Regions from separate parts of the Mus musculus genome. Here region 1 is linked to region 2. The links are chromatin loops, found by intact Hi-C in ENCODE. Cell type or tissue: gastrocnemius. All regions are shown on one strand.

Evidence for each region. Peaks named below come from ENCODE experiments on the same cell type or tissue, not always from the same donor. Only the 100,000 strongest peaks of a DNase experiment are listed, where the experiment ranks them.
Region 1: a loop joins it to region 2, with 11 times the contacts of the local background. A loop is called at or near these places in 35 of 42 quality-filtered maps.

The regions. Positions count from the first base shown.
Region 1 is chr14:20,799,135-20,807,134 of GRCm38, forward strand. No RefSeq gene overlaps it. Among named protein-coding and RNA genes, the nearest start is that of Gm30108, 8.9 kb to the left of the region's middle. In gastrocnemius, a CTCF peak has its summit at 4,610 (motif pointing right); DNase peaks (open chromatin) are centred at 4,603, 6,379 and 7,523; H3K4me3 peaks cover 484 bases; H3K27ac peaks cover 4,663 bases.
Region 2 is chr14:20,868,745-20,876,744 of GRCm38, forward strand. No RefSeq gene overlaps it. Among named protein-coding and RNA genes, the nearest start is that of Gm30212, 16 kb to the right of the region's middle. In gastrocnemius, a CTCF peak has its summit at 4,784 (motif pointing left); DNase peaks (open chromatin) are centred at 2,971 and 4,768; H3K4me3 peaks cover 915 bases; H3K27ac peaks cover 4,528 bases.

The sequences.
Region 1 (8,000 bases), 70 kb before region 2:
TAAAATAGGTTGCCCAAAGGCAACAGCTCCTGGAGAAACAGTCAAGATAAAGGCCAACTGAAAGCCAGTCAACAGGAAGAGTGTGTGAAAAACAAAACGTCACGCAGTGGTGGCACACACTTTCAACCCCAGCATTTGGGAGGCAGAGGCAGGCAGATCTCTGTGTTTCAGGACAGCCTGGTCTACAGAGTTAGAACTAGCTCCAGGACAGCCAGGGCTACACAATGAAAGGCCATAGGGATGATTTCATGGGATGTAAATTGAAACCTTAAAGTCAATGTGACCTTAGCTTCAAAGGCACTGTGTCCAGACTTTACTCAGAGGTCAAATCTATCCACCCACCCACACATCCACACATTCATTCATCCATCCATCCATCATCCACCCACCCACCCATCCACACATCTATCCATCCATCCATCCATCTACACATCCATCCATCCATCCATTCACATCCATCCATCCATTCACATCCATCCATTCATCCATCCACACATCCATCCATCCACCCACACATCCACACATTCATCTATCCATCCATTCATCCATCCATCCATCTATCTATCCATCCATCCATCCATCCATTCACACATCCATCCATCCATCCATTTGACTGAACACTTTGCTCTGCTCTTCTCACTTGGAACATAGGAAGGAAGAATCCAGCAAAATCCCTGCCTTTGTGGAGTTTACATTTCTATAGGAAGGCAATGAACCAAGAAAAGTAATTTCAGACTCACTTCTACTGCTGAGAAAGTAAAATGAACTTATGGCGTTTGGTTCAGGTACCCACATGGTATCTCACAACTGCCTTTAACTCTAGTTCCAAGGAGTTCAGTGTGCTCTGGCCTCCGAGGGCACTGCAAGCACACATTGCACATCACACACACACACACACACACACACACACACAAATAAAAACTATTATTAAAAACTGTCAGTATGGGCTGGAGAGCTAGCTCAGCAGTTAAGAGCACTGGCTGCTCTTTCAGAGGTCCTGAGTTCAATTCCCAGCAACCACATGGTGGCTCACAACTGTCTGTAATGGGATCTGATGCCCCTTCCTGGTGTGTCTGAAGATAGCAACAAATAAGTAATTCTTTTAAAAAAAACCCAAAAAAACTGTCAGTATACTTGAGGGGTAGAAAGGAGACTCTGGTGTAGAGTGGCAAGAGAGAGAGAGAGGTGGGAAAGCACCTACAGGCCCTAGTTAAACTGCACTGCCCTTTTACAACCAACCTCGAGTTCCTTCAGGGTCTAACACTCTGAAGCTCCCAGGGAGCCCACAAGGAAGACTGCTTCCACTCTCACCCACCATGATGAAACCTGCAACTCCAGCACAAGGTGAGAAGATTCCTCCACCAAGGACAGACATAAGTCTCTGCCCGAAGCTGGACATTCTGCTGTTACTTGGTCAACACAAAGGAGAGTGAGTGTTAGATATAGGTACAGGCTAACACTGCAGTGCTTCAGAGTCTCTGAGGGCAATACTCCCGGAGAATGGATGGACAGTGTCCCCTCAAGTCCACTGATAGTTGTCTCCCTGCTTTTGTAAAGCTTTAATCCTAACTGACATAGAAGACAGAAAGGTGGCTCAGAAATAGACTCTCCAAGAAGATGTACTTACCAGAAGCAAGAAGAAAATAACAAATTGGGTATAAGAAAATAGTTGTCACAGCAACCTCTGGGGCTTTGAAAAAATGCCTGTCTTTAGATGGTTCTACCTACACCACGTCCTATGCTTGTCCTTCAGTTCTCTCTTCCAGCACCGCTTTCTCTGAGTAGCAACCAGGGCTCTGACCCTTTGATGGGATCACATTTCTGTAGTGACACCCCCCAAAGCACCAACCATCACTGCTTCAAAGCACTTGTCCCAAGTACAACTTTACAATTGCTTCTATGCCTCTAGGACTCAGGAGGTCAGTATCTGTTTCTGTTTAACTCTAGTACCTGGGGTGTAGCAAGAACTCAATAAATGCCTAGACTATATATAAAAGCTGAGCACTTTGGGGCTTTTAATAGCAAGTAATTTGGATAAACAGAAACACTCGAAGTAGGAAGAAATGGAAGGAGAAGTATGTTAGTTGTTAGAGCCGAAGTAGAGGGAATATTGCCAGTAGAAAGGACAGTGTAGATCGGGTGCTGAAATAAACACCAAGGACTTGAAAATGCTTGGGAAACTGGGTAGTCAGGCTGAACTCAGATCCCCTGTGTATAACTCTACTTAGGTTTTTGTTTTGTTTTGCTTTTGAGTTAGGTCTCACTAAGTTGCCCTGGCTAGCCTTAAACACACTCAGTAGCCCAGGGAATTCTTGAACTAGAGAGCCTTCTGCTGTAGCCTCTTGAGTAGTTAGGACCATAGTCTTGTACTACCAGACCTTAGCTATCATCATCATGGATTGATTAATTTGGATTTAGAGCTTGTTGAATTTGAACGGATACAGGACATTCAAGTGTAAATGTCTGATGGGCACTATGGTAACTCAGGCCTGGGACCTTGGTGCCTCAGGACCTTCCTTAGAGTCCAGAAACTTGGACCCTGCCTTTCTCCCTTGCCTATGAGCCCACAATAGCCAGATAACCCTACTTTAATTCTCATATTTTTATTCATCTCCTTATCATCTATTTTAGTCTCTTATATGTAGTTTTTTCTTTATGGGGCTGGAGAGATGGCTCCGTGGTGGAGAGCACTGGTTGCTCTTCCAGGGGACCTGGGTTTAATTCACAGCATCCTTGTGTTGGCTCTCAGCTGTATGTAACTGAAGATCCAAGGGATCCAGCAGCCTCTTCAGGCATCAGGCACACACACACACACACACACACACACACACACGCACGCACATGCACGCGCATACGCAAACATGGTACACAACTATGCATGCAGGTAAAACACCCATACACATAAAATAACTAATTAATAATAATATATATTAATAATTTATATTAATAATATAAATTAACTAATTAATAAAGTTTCTTTGTGTGTGTGTGTGTGTGTGTGTGTGTGTGTGTGTGTGTGGGTGTTTCGAGACAGGGTTTCTCTGTGTAGCCCTGGCTGTCCTGGAACTCACTCTGTAGACCAGGCTGACCTCGAACTCAGAAATCTGCCTGCCTCTGCCTCCCAAGTGCTGGGATTAAAGGTGTGTGCCAACATGCCTGGCTAATAAAGTTTCTTAATTTAAAATGTTGCTATATGTTTTTAATTCCCTTCCTTTCTCTTCCTTTTCTTTTCTTTCTTTTCCTTTTTTTATTTTTATTTATTTATTTTTTGTTTGTTTATTTTTCTGTTCGTCTGAGACAGGATTTCACTTCAGACTGGACTTGGCTTTGAGGCAGTTCTCTTGTTTAAGCCCTTTAGAGTTAGGATTACAGATGTGAGCCATCATACCCCATCAATTATATTTTCAAGGAAGTATTTGAAATTGTATGTATTGTTAGTATGTGGAGGGCATGTGTGTGCCCATGGTGTGTCCCTGGGGGTCACAAGACAACGTCTGTGGGGTTGCTTCTCTGCTTCACCTTTCACATGGGTCCAGGGACTGAACTCAGATCCTTAGAGTCAAACAGCAAGCACTTTACCCACTGAGCCATCTCGCTGACCCACAGTGGCGGCTTCTTATTTGTTTTTTTGTTTTTTTTTTTTTTTGGACAGTTTTCAATATGGAGTTGTTTTCTGTGTGTATATATTTACTTATTTCTCAAATATTACCCTAGTCTTTATAGCAACTTGAGAAATTGAATTTTATCATCCCCATTTTGAGGGGACCGAAGCAGGAGGGTGTTTGAGACTGGCCTTGGCTACAGAGCAATCACAGGACTGAATCCAGCCTGTGCTACAGAGGTCCTGTCTTGAAAAACCAAAACCAACCAGACAAAAATGAAAACAAACAAAAATCCCACACCCTGAAGCACAGAAAGCACTCTGGGCTTTTCTAAACTCAGCCTTTGAAATAGTTGGCAGCTGATAAGGGGCTCATTTTAGAGTTGTTGAGAGGGTGTTGGTACACACCTGGGATAGATCTTAAACTCATGACCTTCCTTCCTGCTTTAGCTTCTCAAGTGCTAAGAATGCAAAAGTGATCTACTATGTGTGTCTTGTAAGCTTACTCAAAAACTCTTATAGTTCATTTTATTTTGAGGCCAAACGTGGTAGCTCTACTTTTAATCACAGCACTTGGAAGACCAAGGCAGGAGGATTGCTGGGAGTTCCAGACCAACATGAGCTACTTGGCAAGTCACCATCTCAAACAAATAAACAAAAACTGAAAAGAAAAAAAAAAAAAACTTTTTTTTTTTTTTTTTTTTTTTTTTTTAGCTTTCTCACTGTGATCATAGGTTCCTTAAGGGCAAGACTCCCTCACTCCTGATAGCTTTCAACAGAGCACAGTGTACTGTACATGATGCAAGGTTTTGAATAATTGATTTGTTGAATGGATGACCTATTATTCCGATAGGGTCTGCTTATCTTGCTGGTGGTATGATTTGACTGATCTCCCCGCCCCCGCCCCCCATCTAAGAACAGAGAACACAGAGATCCTGCCTCCCTCCACAGTGAGGAAGCGAGGCTCCTTTATGAAAGCGCAGTGACTCTGTTGTCCACTAGGGGACGCTTTATGCCCGATTTTAGAGAGCCAGCAGGCCTGCAGACTTCACACTCAGCTGACCTCCACTTAAGAGGAGTCATTTACAAAGCCACTTTCTCCTAGGTTCCATGACCCAGAGATCCTCTATGGATGTCTCCAGCTTTGATTTCTTCCGCTCAGATTCTTGAATCTGGAATGGGGTACAGAACCAAAGTTGCCAATAGCAGCCAGAGTGTACTGGCAACTTCTAGTCTCCCCTCCGTCAAGCAAAAAAGTACCAAATCTCTATCATGGATCTACCGACACATACACTGTGCCATGCAGTGTGCTAGACTCTGAGACTAGCTTGTGACCAATCCAAACTCTCTCTGCACCCCCCCCCCCCGTCCCCCAACCCCTGTCGCAGCTCACAGGCTCTAACCCGGAACGCATGCAACCCTCTAATTACCACATCGTGAGATAAGCTGCTGACGTGATTTCTATTCCACAGTTGCTTCTCACTGGGTCTCATTTCACTGTGGATTATTTTATGGGACATAAGGCTTTAGAGAAACAAAATAAAATCCAGAGGCAAAGAAAAGTATTTGCCCACAGTTGGAAAAATCAGTGTCGAGTATCTGCAGTTCTGGAGGTAAAAGGATTCCCAGGTCTCCCTGCAGTCGGAGGGATTGTAATGAACATCGGAGATGAGAGGCACCAGGCCGTCTCCGTGTAGCTTCCCTGTTCTCTTTTCTTCAAATGGGTTGGGTGATTTTCTTGGAAAGGAAGGACATTTTCGAGATGTTGGGGTGTAGTCCAGTCTGACTGGTTTCTTTACTTTTTTTCTCTTTATTTTTTATTCATTATTATTTTGTACTGCAGTACTGGTGTTTGAGCCCAGGGCCACATACATGCAAGGCAAGCATCCTACCACAGAGATATGCTCCTAACCTCTGCTCCCTCCGGCCTTTCTTGCTCCTTCTCTCAGATTATCTGTCAACCTATGGAACTCTGAGGCATGCATGCTCTTTCACCCAGAAGCCGGAGGTCAAGGAAATCAGGGCAGAGCTGGGGAGATGAGGTGAACACGAACTCAAAAGCCGATTGCTACAGTTACTGATAAGGACAGATGTCTGGGGGCTGAAAGGTACTTCCTTCCTTCTTTCTTTCCTTCCTTCCTTCCTTCCTCCCTCCCTCCCTCCCTCCCTCCCTCCCTCCCTCCCACCCTTTCTTTTTCCTTCCTTCCTTGCGGAGTCTTCCAAGATGAACCTTCCAAGATGAACTTAACCTGCCGTGGTTTCTCTGAAACGGGTATTCTCAAGGAGGTAAAGGAGGGTAAAAATCTCCCCCTGCTTAGTGGTCACTCTTCTGAGCATGGACAAGGGACTCTGAGGACCACGTGCTCAACATTCCTGAGAAGTACCTCTGAGTCAGAGCTCCAGAAACAGCTGAGGCAGCTTCGGGCTGGAGTCTTGGCTCTCTGTCCTCTCTTTCTGTCCAAAAGCAACTCTCTCACTAGCTATTTGGATGTGACCAGAAGCCCAAGCAAAGACCTGAGGTAGAAGCGTGGCTCAGCCAAAGTCTATAAAATGGATTGGGTCTCTGCATCCCCTCTAGAGTGCAGCTGTATGGTAAAGGCATGCCTGCATCCAGGGACATCTGTAGTGGGAAGTCCAAGGGGTAGGTGGAAACCAACCCAGTGCCCACAGGTCCTAACTCCCAAAGTAGCTATTGTTGGGCTGCCTCTGGGAAGGGGGTCATAATTAAGATTTGGCTTGAGTTAAGACAGCATCATTCCCTGGGAAATCTGCCAGCGTCTCCTCACTGCCTGGGCGTGGGGCCCGGGACATGCCAGGGCAATACCAGAGAGCTGACTCAGAGGGGGAAAGGCATGGAGGGGAACAGAAAAACCCTTCCTATCCATCAGCCACGAGAAGAGGCAAGGCACACTGTGAGAGCCCTGTCCTGCCAGACCAGACCACCGACAAGCTCTTTGTTGGGTCCACTCTTAAGAACAAAGTCTCATGAAACTCCATATTGCTTGAGGTCACCAGCAGACAGCAAGAGCCTGGCCCTATTCTCTAAGTTCCCATTTTCCTGCAAAGATGGCACTGCTCTAGGCCACTCAGTGATTCAGGCCTGTTCGTACCACTTTTAAAAGACTGTAACCTTGGGCAAGTCACTTACTCTGATGAGACTAAGATTCTTCATTTTTCAGATGGATGAACAATAACTGCCTGCCTCATAGGGCTGCAGCAAGGATCCCATGAGATAATGTCTACAAAAGCACCCTGTGTCGTTATAAAGCACATTTCCAATAAGGTATCGTTATTGACATGATTGACCCTGACACAGGGATTGTAGCCTCTGAACCCTGAACCATGGAGTCCTCTTTGATTTTTTTTTTTTTTTTCTTTTTCAAGATGCTCTGAAGCAAGTGTTGAAATCCCAGTTCAGTCCTGGGTTCAGAAGCCTTGGCCAAGGCAGCTTCTTGGTGCTGCCATGCCCAAGGGCCGCTCCGAGCTGCTATCCCCAACTCCAGCTTTGCTAAACTGGTTCTTTCTCTTTAGTCAGACTCCGGCAGCCAGTGTGCCTGCAGTGATGACAAAGGAACCTAAATAGCGCACGCTCTGCAAACACTGCGGGCTTGGGCAGAGTGCGTGGCCTGTTACCCATAGGCCTGCCTGTCACCCATAGGCCTGTCTGGGCACCCCAGGCAGGTGCAGCCCTGCACCCTCAGGGTCTTGTCTGCCTTGCCTTTTGCAGTTCTAGGATGACAATATCTCCTGTCAGCACTATGGGTGGCGAACTGGATGACTACCTAGAAAGCTGTTTGGCTAAAAGCACCACTGAAGGGAGATTACTGTCCCTTCTACCAGCCTGGTCCCCTTGCTCCCTTGGGCCCCCTCTTTGTGCCAAGAGGCCAAGTTAGCCTTGCTAAGAGCATGGGGAGCTGCTGCCGTGGCCTTGTTGGAAGCGCTGGCACGCGTACCAGGAAAGTGTAATTCTGAGGACCCAGCAGCCAGCTGGTCCTGGCATGTCACGGTGGCTACAGAACCAGTTTGGCATGTAGCTATTTGGGTGCCTCCCTGTGGGTCATTGTGCCTGAGATTTCCCAAGGGACTTCGTATGACTTACTTAGGGAGGAATGGTGTCTGCTGTGGCTAGATTGATAGAAAAAAGTCTGCAGCTGGGGCTATAGGAAGGAACCACCATTCTGGTGGCAGATGACTTCACTTTGAGTTCTGCTCTCAGTCCCCTTATTCCAGCAGGCATTTCCAGGCAGCGTGAGTCTTATCCTCAGGACATTCTCACCCAAAAATTACCCCCGGTACACATGGTGCACATGGTACACATGATACATATGGTGCACATGATATACATGGTACACATGATATACATGGTACATATGGTGCACATGGTGCGCATGGTACACAT
Region 2 (8,000 bases):
GCTTTGCATTGGGACAACAGGAAGGAAGCCCCAGGTATTTCTGGAATTGGCTAGACTTCACCCATTCCTGGTTCAAGGGTACATCTTGTGTAGCCCAAGTTGGCCTTGAACTCACTCTATACTCAAGTTGCCCCTACGCTTCTGGTCTTTTCGCTGCTGCCTTCCAAGTGCTGGGATTGCATGTATATGTACTTCATATACATGCCACACCTTGCTTCGTGGCAGTCCTAAAGATCATATCCAGGGTTTCCTGATGGCTAGATAGGTATTCTATCAAGTGAGCTATACTCTCAGCCCAAGGCTGTAAAGGGTTTTTAACTTATTTGAAAAGCTTTGCTTTTTTTGAGAACAAACTCTGGAGAATTCTCCTTCAAAAGACTATCTAGAGAAATCTCCCTCATGTTCAACCATCCAGGCAATCAAGATATCAAGAGACCTATCACCCACATGTACAAAGATACAAAGAATGGAAGAGTCACAGGATCATCCAGGCATCCACCCTGGTTTTAAGCTGCAAGCAGAGAGAAGAGACGGATCAAGAGAGAAGCTGTGTGGGTTGCAACCAAGACCAGAGGGGTGGGTAGGGTTGTCCAAGTCCTGATGAACGCAAAACACCTCACCCAGGCTCTGGAGCTGCGGCATGTAGTGCTTGCCCTGCTTCATCCTTATTTTCACCCCGTCCTTCTTTTCTCTGCTCCCATCCTTCCTTTGTGAGGCAGCGATGCTTACTCTGTGCCACAGTGCCATGGGAGTGGGGTACTTTATGTTTTATGTAAGCTCACAGCTAAGAGTGTGCCCTGAGTCTCAGAGAAGATCTGGGCTGGAACTTTGAGCAATGTTGGAACTGTTGAGACTATGTGGAAATCTTTTTTCTTTTTCTTTTTCTTTTTTCTTTTTCTTTTCTTTCTTTTGTTGTTTTTTTTTTTTTTTTTTTTTTTTTTTTTTTTTTTTTTTTTTCCGAGACAGGGTTTCTCTGTGTAGCCCTGGCTGTCCTGGAACTCACTCTGTAGACCAGGCTGGCCTTGAACTCAGAAATCCGCCTGCCTCTGCCTCCCAAGTGCTGGGATTAAAGGCGTGTGCCACCACTGCCCAGCCCTATGTGGGAATCTTAAAAAGAGACTAAATACATTTTTTTTTGTCAGATAAAGGGTAAATTTTGGGGAGGGGGCAGAAGGGATAATACTATGGTTTAGGGAGACATGTTTACATGTGAAGCTGACAATGAGTGGACTTGTGGTGGTCAGTTTTGATCGTCAATTTTATTGGATTAAAAAACTACTAGGAAATAAGGAAAGTCGTGAAGGTGTTTCCAGAGGATTCACTAAACAGGGAAGACCTGCTCTGCATATGGGTGCCACCATCCTATACATTGGAGACATAAATGGAATAGAAGGGGTGACAAGGAAGCTCTCTGTATGCTGCTTCTGATTATCGTGAAGTGAGTCTTTGTGCCCTACGATGCTCCTGTGATGAGCTGGAAACTCTGAGGCCAAGGAAGCATGCTCTCTCTCAAGTTGTTTTGCTTAGATTCCTGCTCACATACAACAAACCCTACCCAGGGCTTCTGTTATATATTAACAAATAGCACATGGAACAAAGGGATTTGTGCCAGGTACTCCGGGGGATGTTGTGTGAGGTTGATTTCTTGACTATGACAAAACTGCTCAGATTCTTTAAGTGTGCTGTGGACAGGTTAAATGTCCAGAATTCACAACTTAGTACTAAAAGTCCCTGTGGCCAGATATATTTGGAATTTAAGGCTTTTCCAGATCTTAATATGGTAATAATGAGAATGCACTATTTATTCCATAGTGTTCTGCAGAGCGAGGTAAGGCCCCGTGATCAAACACATTCTTCTACAGCAAATACATGGATATTTATCTGAATACACCGGACAGAAGATATCAACTTTATTCTGCATTATAATTATTTTAATTTTTAGGCCTTTCTGGAGCGTGACACTGGATATGATGGTGAACTTGCACTGGGTGTTTTTCCCTAAACATCTAGAAAGACTAATGGGCCTCTTTTGTTTTATTCTCTTGGGGTACCAGGGATAGAATCCAGGGTCTTATGCATGCTAGACAAGTGATCTACCATGGAGTTATGTCTAGCCCAAATTTCACAGACCTTTGAGTATATCTGCATCTACACAGTCAAACACTACCCTTTGCCCTCTCCTGTGTTGATTAGATGAGGTGAATATCCTGGTGGCTGAAGAAGTAGGGAGAAGCTGAGTACCTAAGATTGTTAAATGGAGCCTGTATATCTGGCTGGGGAGTTATGGCAGGCAGGCACTAGGTGAAAAGGAAGGACATAAATAACAATGTTTTGGAAATAAATATGTTATTGTTGTTTTCTTACAAATGTTTTAAAAATGTAGATTTACTTATTTTATAGGTATGGGTGTTTAGCGCCTATATGTATGTGCAATATGTGTGTGCCTAGTGTTCATGGAATTCAGAAGAGGGTATTAGACTGCCTGAAACTAAAGTTAGAGATGGTTTTGAGTTACCACGTGGATGATGGCAAAGAAACCCAGGTCTTCTGCAGTAACAGCAAGTGCTCTTAGCCACTGGCCCATCTCCTGCCCTTTATGGCTGATTTCCTTTTTGTACTCCTTTAGTTTTTCAGATGCCCTTTAAAAACTACAAACTTGGCTGGGCCAGGGTGGCATGTCCTCTAATACCAGCCCTTGGGAGGTAGAGGGAGTTGGATCTCTGAGTTCCAGGTCATCCACAACTATGTAGTTGAGACCGTATTTAAAAAACAAACAACCAAGAAAAATGCCCCTCTCTTTCTATCTTACTGTTGTTTTCTACTCTAAGAAGTTATTGCTCTTCAGAGGAGACAGGACCAGGGCTGATGCTCATCCTAAGGGCAAGACCTTGGGTTCCTGGGAAGATAACTTCCTGTTGTTTTGGCCCAGAACTGAGGTAGGGTGGGTGGAATGCAGGCTTGAGGCCAGTGTCTCCCTGGAGGATTTCCAAGAAGACTTCCTGATTTAACAAAAACAATACAAACACAGGGAAAACTCTGGAGCCTAAGAGGAGATACCTCTGTGAGAGGAGATACCTCTGTGATGGAGGTTTGTACAGAGAGCAGCCCCAGGTCAGGGTGTCCTCTCTCTGTGTGTCCTGATGCTTAAAGAAAAAATATTGTTATTGTTATTATTTATTAGTTATTTATTTTGGGCTTTTCAAGACAGGGTTTTTCTGTGTACCTGTGGCTGTCCTGGAACTCACTCTGTAGAACTCAGAGATCTACCTTCCTCTGCCTCCCAAGTGCTGCTATTAAAGACATGAGGCACCACCGCCTGTTTTTATTGTTATTGTGTGTGTGTGTGTGTGTGTGTGTATGTGTGTGTGTGTGTATTTGGGGATATGTGCACGTCAATGCGGGAGCCTCTGGAGATGGAGTTACAGCAGGAGGTTGTGAGCTGCTGGGACCTGAAGTAGGGTCCTCTGGAAGAATAGCAAGAACTAGTAATTGCTGAGCCATCTCTCCAGCTCTCAATCTGTTCTTTTAAGCAGCTAAGATGATTTTCCAAGTCTGTCATAATGGATGCCTTTAGTCCCAGCTACTCTGGAGACTGGGGTGAGAGAGTCACTGAGGTCTAAGAGTTTGAGACCAACCTGTACAATATAGGAAGAGTCTTAAGAAGCAAAATCCAACCCAAGCCAACAAAACAGAGTTATTTTCTTACGATGACAGGTAATTTCGAATCCTCTTCTTTCCTCTCCCTCATTGCACAGTTGATATACCGTGTCATAGTGGCCTAGGCCATAAGATATGGTAGTGAAGAATGAGAAATTCATTAGTAGGGCCATTTGACAATTGGCCTTTAAATAGAGGATAATTAGACCATATATGTGTGAGGTCGAGCCTGGATCACAGAGCTCCACTAAGCTGTACTCAGAGGGGTCAACAGAAGATACTACACATCCTAACCCTGGCCCCATTATCAGCACTATATTGTGCTACAATTTTATAATATTTTCATACAACTTATATAAGTTGCCCTACTATGTTATAAAACAACATATGTGGAGAGACACTCAAATATACATGTAACTATGTAGGTGTAGTATGTGTTTGTGTTACAACTTTAATTTGCTAAGTCATAACAATTAAAATATACTACAACTTTAATATTTTTGCATTTATTTATTTATGTGGGGGAGAGGTTGTATAGGTACATGCATAGAGGTTACAGGACAATTCGCAAGACTCAGTTCTCTCTACTGTGTGGATCTCTGGAGATCAATCTCAGGCCATCAGGTATGGTGGAAAGACGATCCCCCAGTCATCTTCGCTCACCTAATTTTAGTAATCTTTTTTGGTACTTAACAAATGTATCCTGAGCCTTAAATATTAAGATATATATGTGTGTGTGTATATATATGTGTGTGTATATATATATATGTGTGTGTGTGTATATATATATATATGTGTGTGTGTGTGTGTGTATGTGATGTGTACTATATACTAAATACTACAATACTATATATTATAAATTACACATTGTATAATATATACTTTATTTAAATTATAGTATAAATTATATTAATATAGATTAATGTAATACAATTAGTCTGGCCTTGTTTTCTTCTCTGATAAGGGTAAGGGGAGCTTCAAGGAGGAGACCAGAGTGTCTGGCCTAGCTGGACACTTGGGTCAAGATCACCTAAAGTTTGGTATGTTCTGCCTGCTGCTGGGCCCTGTTTTTCAGTTTCTCCCAACGCTGGCTTCATCTACGTCACGCTGGCGCCCTCTCCTGGGTGAAATATGACAGTGGATAGGAAAGTGCTCACGCTGCTGGCTGGAAAAGGAGAAACTTCGTGGAATGGCTTTTGGGCACTGTGATGGGACCCTGGGTGGAAAGAGACTTGGAGAAGGGACCTATTTAATTCAAAGCTATGTATGCCACGCTTGGGGTTTAGGAAGTTGTTCTGAGATCGGCAATGAGGGTCCAGACTATTGAGAGAAATGCTTTACTGTTAGAAATTCAAGATTCATTTCTTTCCCTTCTGCTTCCTGACTCCTTCTGATGACTGTGAAGTACCTGGCATCCAGGAGCAGAACAGCCATCCTCCTCCGTGCAGTGAGATGGGTTGTGAATTCTCAGGAGGAGGGGAGGAGGAATTCTTGCTGAGGCCACCTGGCCAAGGCTGAGCTCTCTTGCCTTTTAGTAAATAAACAACATTGTTTGGAGGGTGCAGGGGTCTTAGCCGTTTAGTAAAAGTACGTCTTCACTGCGAATGTGGGGGTTATCTCTGTGGGGTACACAATAGGATTTAGGCCTCCCAGTCCTTCTCCTCAACATATTGGTGAGCAAGTGAGTCCCAGTGAGCTTCTGAGATAAAAATAACACAGGGAGCCCGTGGCTTAGTGCAGCTGCTGTGGCGGGTGCTTTGACCGAAGCTGGTATCAAGTTATTGGGGAAAGAGATAGGTCTTTGAAGGCTGATATCACCAAGGCAGAAGTTTTAGTCATTACAAGCAAAACAGTTTGTACTGGCACAGCTTGCTTTGCCCTTCACCCCAACCTCCTCCAACATTACAATTCCTTTCATTATTGAAAATGGAAGCTCTAAACTGCGCAACAAGCAGTTCTTTTTCTAGTCTAGAGCTTGCAGAGTCCTAAACACGGTTTAGTTTTATACAGTCAAAGAGCACTAGTGTGTGAAGCTCTGGGACCTTAAGGTTACCCAGTTTGGGAATAACGTGGATACCAACTTGCTAGTCTTGTTTGCCTACTCTGCCTCCCTTCCTCCCTCCCTCTCTCCTTCCCTCCCTCCCTTCTTTCATTCCTTCTTCCTTAGTGTTGCTCTGAGCCTGTCAGCAATGGTGGCAGAACTAACCTCTAAGGTCCATGAAACAAATTGCAAAGCTCCTGAAAGCATACCTTCCTCTGCCCATGTGCCTAAATTATCCCTAGAGGATTGATGCCACAAGCCCTTGCTTGGTTTTGGATCCAATAGGAGTGTGGCCACTTTATTGATGGATAAGAAAGAGAAAAGGCAGAGCGGCAATAAATAAATAAACAAACGAACAAACAAATAAATAAATAAGCAAACAAAAGTATCTTTAGGAAGCAGTGTATGTCTAAGAATTAGGTCCGCTTTGACTGATGAACAAAGTGGATTTATTTGAAAAATAAATTCGGACTCATTATCAGATAAGTAGTAGAAAATTGTTCCTGAGGCACTAGGGAACAAACTTAAGACCGAATGAATTCTGGGCAAGCATTCTATCAATATAGGGTGAATTGGTTAATACATGCTATAGATCCTGAATACTGGTGTATGTGTGTGTGTGTGTGTGTGTGTGTGTGTGTGTGTGTGTGTGTGTGTGCAGGTGTGTGAAGGTATGTGAAGGTGTGTGCAGAGGCCACAGTCCAACTTCAGTATCACTCCTCAGCATCACCTCTGAGACAGTCTCCCATTGGAGCCTGAGACTTCCTGACTGAGGTAGACTGGCTACCCAGTGAGTTTCCAGGATCTTCCTGTCTCTGTCTACTCAGCATTGGGATTCCAAATGCTCATCACTAGGCCTGGTCTTTTGTCTAACTGGAGAGCAGGTCCTCCTGCTTGTACAACAGGCATGCCAATGACTGAACTATCTCCCAATATGCAGAAGAGGACTTAAATCAAATATATAGCTTAATTCATTATAGGACAAAACCACACATCTTTAAAAAAAATAAATCTTGGGCTGGAGAGATGGCTCAGCGGTTAAGAACACTGACTGCTTTTCCAGAGGTCCTGAGTTCAAATCCCAGCAACCACATGGTGGCTCACAACCATCTGTAATGAGATCTGGCGCCTTCTTCTGGTGTGTCTGAAGACAGCTACAGTGTACTTATATATAGTAAATAAATAAATCTTAAAAAAAAATCTTTGCAGCATCTCCAAAAATCCCATCAGATATCTGTGCCACACCATGAGCACCACTCCTCCCACGAAGTACCCCTCTCTGGATGGTTTTTGTTTTTGTTTTTGTTTTTGTTTGTTTTTTTGAGACAGGGTTTCTCTGTGTTGCTCTGTCTGTCCAGGAACTTGCTTTGTAGACCAGGATGGTCTTGAACTCACATAGATCACCTACCTCTGATTCCTGAGTCCTGGGACTAAGGTGTGTGCCACCACATACACTTACTCTCTGGAGTTTTGTAACAATCACATGACGTGCATTTGGGATAAGATATTTGCAATATCTTATCTTATTATATTTTCTTAGAATTAATATATTATTATATGCAATATATTATAGTATACCTTGCATTATCTTAGGATTAATATCTTGAATGTTCAACGAATTCCTGCACATTGAAGAAAAGGACCAGAAATCTGATTAAAATTGAGCAACAAATATAGTAGTAAATTAAAATTAGAAATCCAAACGGCTGACAACGGGACGAGAGATGGAGCTCAGTTAACAGAGTGCTTGCCTAGTGTTCGGGAAGCCCTGAGTCTGACTCCCACGCCTCTGTAATCCCAGAATGGGGAAGTCGAGGCAAAAGGATTAGAAAGCCAAGATCATCTTCATCTACCAGTAAACCGAGTCCACCCTAGGGTACAAGAGACTCTACCTCAAGCAGAAAAGAAAGGATTAAAAACTTAAGTGATGAGAGTAGCTGACAAACATGGAAAGATGGACTGAAATGGAGATCTCTGGTTTCTTTAATAACTCAGTTGTGGCGCGTGCATGCCCTCTCACAAGACAGCTTCCTGAAGAACATCACATGCCACAACTGAGTTGTTAAAGAAACCAGAAATTTCCACTTCAATGGATGCTCAATCTTAGAGCACTTTAAGCAATGTAAATTAAGTTATGAGGTCTTACACAATAGAAGAATACATGATTACTGTATGTGAGTCCAAGGGCTTAATTCCCAGCACAAAGCAACGACAATAATAATGAAAACAAGTTATTATCACTTTGTACCGATAGGGTCACAGCAAAGTAAGACGTGACAGGTAATCCACCGAGTGTGGCAAG